2 separate regions of the Homo sapiens genome follow, and region 1 is linked to region 2. Evidence: read pairs that join two places in POLR2A ChIA-PET (ENCODE). Cell type or tissue: HepG2. All regions are shown on one strand. Each heading gives the region's core, and the rest is flanking DNA. Links, peaks and the distances in the headings are about the cores only. Region 1 overlaps RILPL1 (Rab interacting lysosomal protein like 1). Region 2 has its middle 5.8 kb from the start of SNRNP35.

Region 1 (2,923 bases), core at 274-2,773, 64 kb after region 2:
AGGGGAGTGTCACGTTTTGTGCTTAGTTTTATCTGACTCTTACGCAGTAAGAGTGAATATATACTACAGTGTTTTTTTTTTGTCTGTCTGTTTTTTGAGACAGAGTCTCACTCTGTCGCCAGGCTGGAATGCAGTGGCGCGATCTCAACTCACTACGACCTCTGCCTCCTGGGTTCAAGAGATTCTCCTGCCTCAGCCTCCTGAGTAGCTGGAATTACAGGTGCCCGCCACCATGCCCAGCTAATTTTTTTGTACTTTTAGTAGAGACGGGGTTTCACCAGGTTGGCCAGGATGGTCTTTATCTCTTCACCCCGTGATCCGCCCGCCTCAGCCTCCCAAAGTGTTGGGATTACAGGTGTGAGCCACCGAGCCAAACACCAGGCTGGGCGTGGTGGCTCACGCCTGTAATCCCAGCACTTTGGGAGGGTTAGGGGGGCAGATCACCTGAGGTCGGGAGTTCAAGACCAGCCTGACCAACATGGAGAAACCCTGTCTCTACTAAAAATACAAAATTAGCCAGGCGTGGTGGCACAGGCCTGTAATCCCAGCTACTTGGGAGGCTGAGGCAGGAGAATGGCTTGAACCCAGAAGGCGGAGGTTGCAGTGAGCTGAGATTGCAGCACTTCACTCCAGCCTGGGCCACAGAGCGAGACTCTGTCTCAAAAAAAAAAAAAAAAAAAAAAAAAAATGCCCCGAGATGATTGAGCAACTTGGCCCAAATCTCACTGCTAGTTAGTGGTCATGTAGGAGCTGTAATCTGGGTCTCTTCATATCAGACCAGTGTGTTTCTCAGCCCATCAGAGGTAGCAAAGCACCTTCAACATGGGAACGATGATGACCACAGCTCACATTTCTCATGAAGTTGGTCTCGGATCACCTGGGCCCGTGTTTACACCACTGCTCTTTGATGTGCCTTTGCTACCTCAGGCATCCTGGCTGGCAGGCTCTGCACTAGAAGTCCAGCTCCTCGCCTAAGGGCAGGAAAACCCTGAGGTGTAACTTACATTCCAGACTCCCCAGGGGCTAAGGCTGAGGCCACCCTGCCGGACTCTGCTGAGACCACGGCCCTCTGCCGGACCCTGCTGAGATCACAGCCCTGCTCCGCTTCCTCTTGCTTTCCCTGTCCTGCTTCCTCCACTCCCTCCCCTCTGGGGGCACTTCTTTCATAAGTCAGTTGCGTGGGAATCCCTGTCTCAGATTCCCTCCTGGAAGAATCTGACCTAAACAGTTCTGGGCATGGTGGCTCTAGATCGCTGTAATCCCAGCGACCCAGAACCTTGGAATGCGGCCTTATTTGAAAATAGGGTATTTGCAGATGTAATTAGTTAAGATGAAGTCATGGTGGATGAGGGGGGATGAGGGGTAGGCCCTAAATCCAATACCTGGTGTCCTTATAAGACAAAGGAAGTTGAGCGCTATGCCTCATGCCTGTAATCCCAGCACTTTGGGAGACTGAGGCAGGCAGATCACTTGAGCCCAGGAGCTTGAGACTAGCCTGGGCAACATGGTGAAACCCTATCTCTACAAAAAGTACAAAAATTAGCTGGGCATGGTAGCACATGCCTGTAGTCCCAGCTACTTGGGAGGCTGAGGCAGGAGGATTACCTGAGCAGGAGGTGAGGGAGGAGGAGGTTGCAGTGAGCCAAGATCGCACCACTGCACTCCAGCCTGCGGGGCAAAGTGAGACCCTGTCTCAAAACAAAAAACAAACAAAAAAATCCCATTAAACAACAAAAGATAAAGGAGAGGGAGCTGAGACACACAGACACGGAGGAGAACGTTTGGCTGCAGAGGAAGAGACTGGGATGGTGTAGCCACAGGTGAGGATGCCGACAGCCCCCAGAGGCAAGGAAGGACTCCTGCTGAGAGGCGCTGGAGGGAGCATGGCCTTGCTGATGCCCGACTATGAATCTCTGGCCTGCAGAACTATGAGAGTAAACTGTTTTTGGTCACCCAATTTGTGGTCATTTATTATGACAGCCCCAAGAAGCCAATATGGCAAACATACGGAGAAAGGCCCAGAGAGAGGGCACAGCAATTTTGTTGTTATTGTTTTTTTTTTTTTTTTTTGCGAGTCTCGCTGTGTTGCCCAGGCTGGAGCGCAGCGGTGGCAATCTCGGCTCACTGCTACCTCCGCTTTCCGGGCTCAAGCAATTCTTGTGCCTCAGCCTCCCGAGTAGCTGGGATTACAGGTGCACGCCACCACACCTGGCTACTTATTGTATTTTTTGTAGAGATGGGGCTTTGCCATGTTGCCCAGGCTGGTCTCAAACTCCTGGCCCCAAGTGATCCACCCGCCTCAGCCTCCCAAAGTGCTGGGATGACAGGCATGAGCCACCGCGCTTCTGAGAGCACCGTTGAGCTCAACGTATCCAATTCGGTAGCCACCAGCAGCCACTGAGCACTTGAAATGGGGCCTCTCCAAATGGACATATGCTGCAAACATAAAACACACATTGCCATTGTCAGCTGGTGGATAAACAAATGTAGGGCCTGCACACAATGGAATGTACTCAGCCTTAGAATGGAAGGAGATTCTGACATGGGCTACAAAATGGATAAACCTCGAAAACATGTTAGGTGAAATAAGCCAGACAAAAAAGGAAAAATACGATATGACTCCACTTATATAGGAGACGCCTCAAGTAGTTAAATCCATAGAGACAGTAAGTAGAATGGTGGGTGCCAGGGGCCAATGGCGTGGTGGGTGGGAAATTAGTGTTTAATGGGGACAGTGTTTCAGTTTTGTGAGAGAAAAGAGTTCTGGAGATGGATGGTGGTGGCGGCTGCACAAGACTGTGAATGTACTTAATGCCTCTGAACTGTACACTTAAAAATGATTAAGACAGGGCCGGGTGCGGTTGCTCACACCTGTAATCCCAGCACTTTGGGACTCCAAGGCAGGAGGATTGCTTGAGGCCGG
Region 2 (2,923 bases), core at 238-2,737:
TTTTTATAGAGATGGAGTTTCACCATGTTGCCCAGGCTGGTCTTGAACTCCCGGACTCAATTGATCATCCCACCTCAGCCTCCCAAATTGCATTGCTGGATTTCTAAGACAGCACCAAAAAGAGAAAATAAACGATCTCACTAATAATGTCTCTACTGATTGCCATGTTGAAACAATGCTTTGGATATTTTGGGATAAATAAAATACTTGTTGAAATTAGTTTCTTGTGTTTCTTTCTACCTTTTCAATGTGGCTACTAGAAAATACAATGCCACATGTGGCTCACCCTTGATTTCTTTTCTTTTTCTTTTTTTTTTGAGATGGAGTTTCGCTCTTGTTGCCTAGGCTGGAGTGCAATGGCACAATCTCCACTCACCACAACCTCTGCCTCCCAGGTTCAAGTGATTCTCCTGCCTCGGCCTCCTGAGTAGCTGGGATTACGGGCATGTGCCACCACTCACGGCTAATTTTGTATTTTTAGTAGAGACGGGGTTCCTCCATGTTGGTCAGGCTAGTCTCGAACTCCGGACCTCAGGTGGTCCGCCCGCCTCGGCTTCCCAAAATGCTGGGATTACAGGTGTGAGCCACTGTGCCTGGCCAAGCTCACACTTGATTTCTATGGAACAGCACTGTCCTACACCATGCTGACAGGACACTACAGTGGTGAAATGTTCTGTACCTGCACAGTCCAGACACCTGCAGTGTCTCAGGCCTGTGATTATTATAATACATCATTTTGCAATGCTGTGAAGAGAGAATTGCTTGAGGCCAGGAGTTCAAGACCAGCTTAGGCAACATAGTGAGATGCAATCTCTACAAAAATGATAAATATTAGGCCAGGCGCGGTGGCTCATGCCTGTAATCCCAGCACTTTGGGAGGCCAAGGCAGGCGGATCACGAGGTCAGGAGATTGAGACCATCCTGGCTAACACGAGGAAACCTCGTCTCTACTAAAAATACAAAAAATTAGCTAGGCGTGATGGTGGGCCCCTGTAATCCCAGCTACTCGGGAGGCTGAGGCAGGAGAATGGCGTGAACCCGGGAGGCGGAGCTTGTAGTGAGCCGAGATTGCACCACTGCACTCCAGCTTGGGCGACAGAATGTTACTCTGTCTCAAAAAAGAAAAAAATACAAATATTAGCTAGGTATGGTGGCACATGCCTATAGTTGAGTTAGAGGTCACAGTGAGCTAAGATCCGGCCACTATGCTGCTGTACTCCAGCTTGGGTGACTGAGCAAGACCGTGTCTCAAAAAAAAAAAAAAAAAAAAAGGCCGCTTATGCCTGTAATCCAGCACTATGGGAACCTAGGTAGGAGGATGGCTTGAGCTCAAGAGTTGGAGGACCAGCTGGGCAACATAGTGAGAACTTCTCTCTACTAAAAAAAATTAATTGGGTGTGGTGGCATGAGCCTATAGTCCCAGCTACTCGGGAGACTGAGGCAAGAGGGTCACTTGAGTCTGGGAGGTTGAGGCTGCAGTGAGCCATGATTGTGCCACTGCACCCCAGCCTGGATAACAGAGCAAGACCTTGTCTCAAAAAAAAAAAAAAAAAAGGATAGCTGGGCACAGTGGCTCATGCCTGTAATTCCAGCACTTTGGGAGGCTGAGGTGGGTGGATCACCTGAGGTCAGGAGTTTGAGAACAGCCTGGCCAACATGGTGAAAGCCGGTCTCTGCTAAAAATATAAAAATTAGCTGGGTGTGAGAGGCTGAGGCAGGAGAATTGCTTGAACATGGGAGGCGGAGGCTGTAGTGAGCCAAGATCGCGTCATTGTACTCCAGCCTGGGTGAGAGAGTGAGACTCTGTCTCCAAAATATATAAATATATATATTAATATATATATAAATATACATATAAATATATATATAAAAATATATATAAATATATATAAATATATATATTTATATATATAAATATATATATAAATATATATATATAAATATATATATTAATAAATATATATATTAATATATATTTATATATAAATATATATAAATATATATATATAAATATATATATAAATATATATATAAATATATATAAATATATATATAAATATATATATAAATATATATATAAATATATATATAAATATATATATAAATATATATAAATATATATATAAATATATATATAAATATATATAAATATATATATAAATATATATATAAATATATATAAATATATATAAATATATATATAAATATATATATAAATATATATAAATATATATAAATATATATATATTTATATGGTAGCCACTAGCCACATGAGGCTATTAAGTGCTGGAAATGAGGCTGGTACAACTGAGAAGCTAAGCCTGTATTTATTTATTTAAAACTTTAAGTTTTTTGTAGACATGGGATTTTGCTAAGTTTCCCAGGCTGGTCTTGAATGCCTGCACTCAAGTGATCCTCCTGCTTTGGCGTGAGCCACCGTGCCTGGTCTAATTCTTTTTTTTGTTTTGTTTTTCTGTAGAAATGAGTTCTCACTATGTTGCCTAGGCATGCTCTACTTTCTGGGGAGAGGAGTTATCTCCATAAGTTATTTGCAATTTTGCGTGGAAGATTTGCCTCTTCTCCCCACTTTATTTATTCAATCACTTATTTATATCAGTAGGGACTGGTGGATATTTATTTATTTATTTTGAGATGGAGTTTCGCTCTTGTTATCCAGGCTGGAGTGCAATGGCGGGATCTCGGCTCACTGCAACCTCCGCCTTCCGGGTTCAAGTGATTCTCCTGCCTCAGCCTTCTGAGTAGCTGGGATTACAGGTGCCCGCCACCACGCCCTGCTAATTTTGTATTTTTAGTAGAGACGGGGTTTCTCCATGTTGGTCAGGCTGGTCTTGAACTCCCGACCTCAGATGATCCGCCTGCCTTGGTTTCCCAATGTGCTGGGATTACAGGCATGAGCCACTGT

The links. Peaks named below come from ENCODE experiments on the same cell type or tissue, not always from the same donor. Only the 100,000 strongest peaks of a DNase experiment are listed, where the experiment ranks them.
Region 1: POLR2A ChIA-PET joins it to region 2 with 5 read pairs; 9 of 35 experiments call an interaction of 5 or more read pairs at or near these places.

Annotation. Positions count from the first base shown.
Region 1 is chr12:123,515,373-123,518,295 of GRCh38, forward strand. The region is part of intron 2 of RILPL1 (Rab interacting lysosomal protein like 1); the gene reads right to left. Among named protein-coding and RNA genes, the nearest start is that of RILPL1, 17 kb to the right of the region's middle. RefSeq lists an enhancer at 523-1,023. In HepG2, for the core only: no CTCF peak of the experiment used is centred there; no DNase peak of the experiment used is centred there.
Region 2 is chr12:123,450,924-123,453,846 of GRCh38, forward strand. No RefSeq gene overlaps it. Among named protein-coding and RNA genes, the nearest start is that of SNRNP35, 5.8 kb to the right of the region's middle. In HepG2, for the core only: no CTCF peak of the experiment used is centred there; a DNase peak (open chromatin) is centred at 1,203.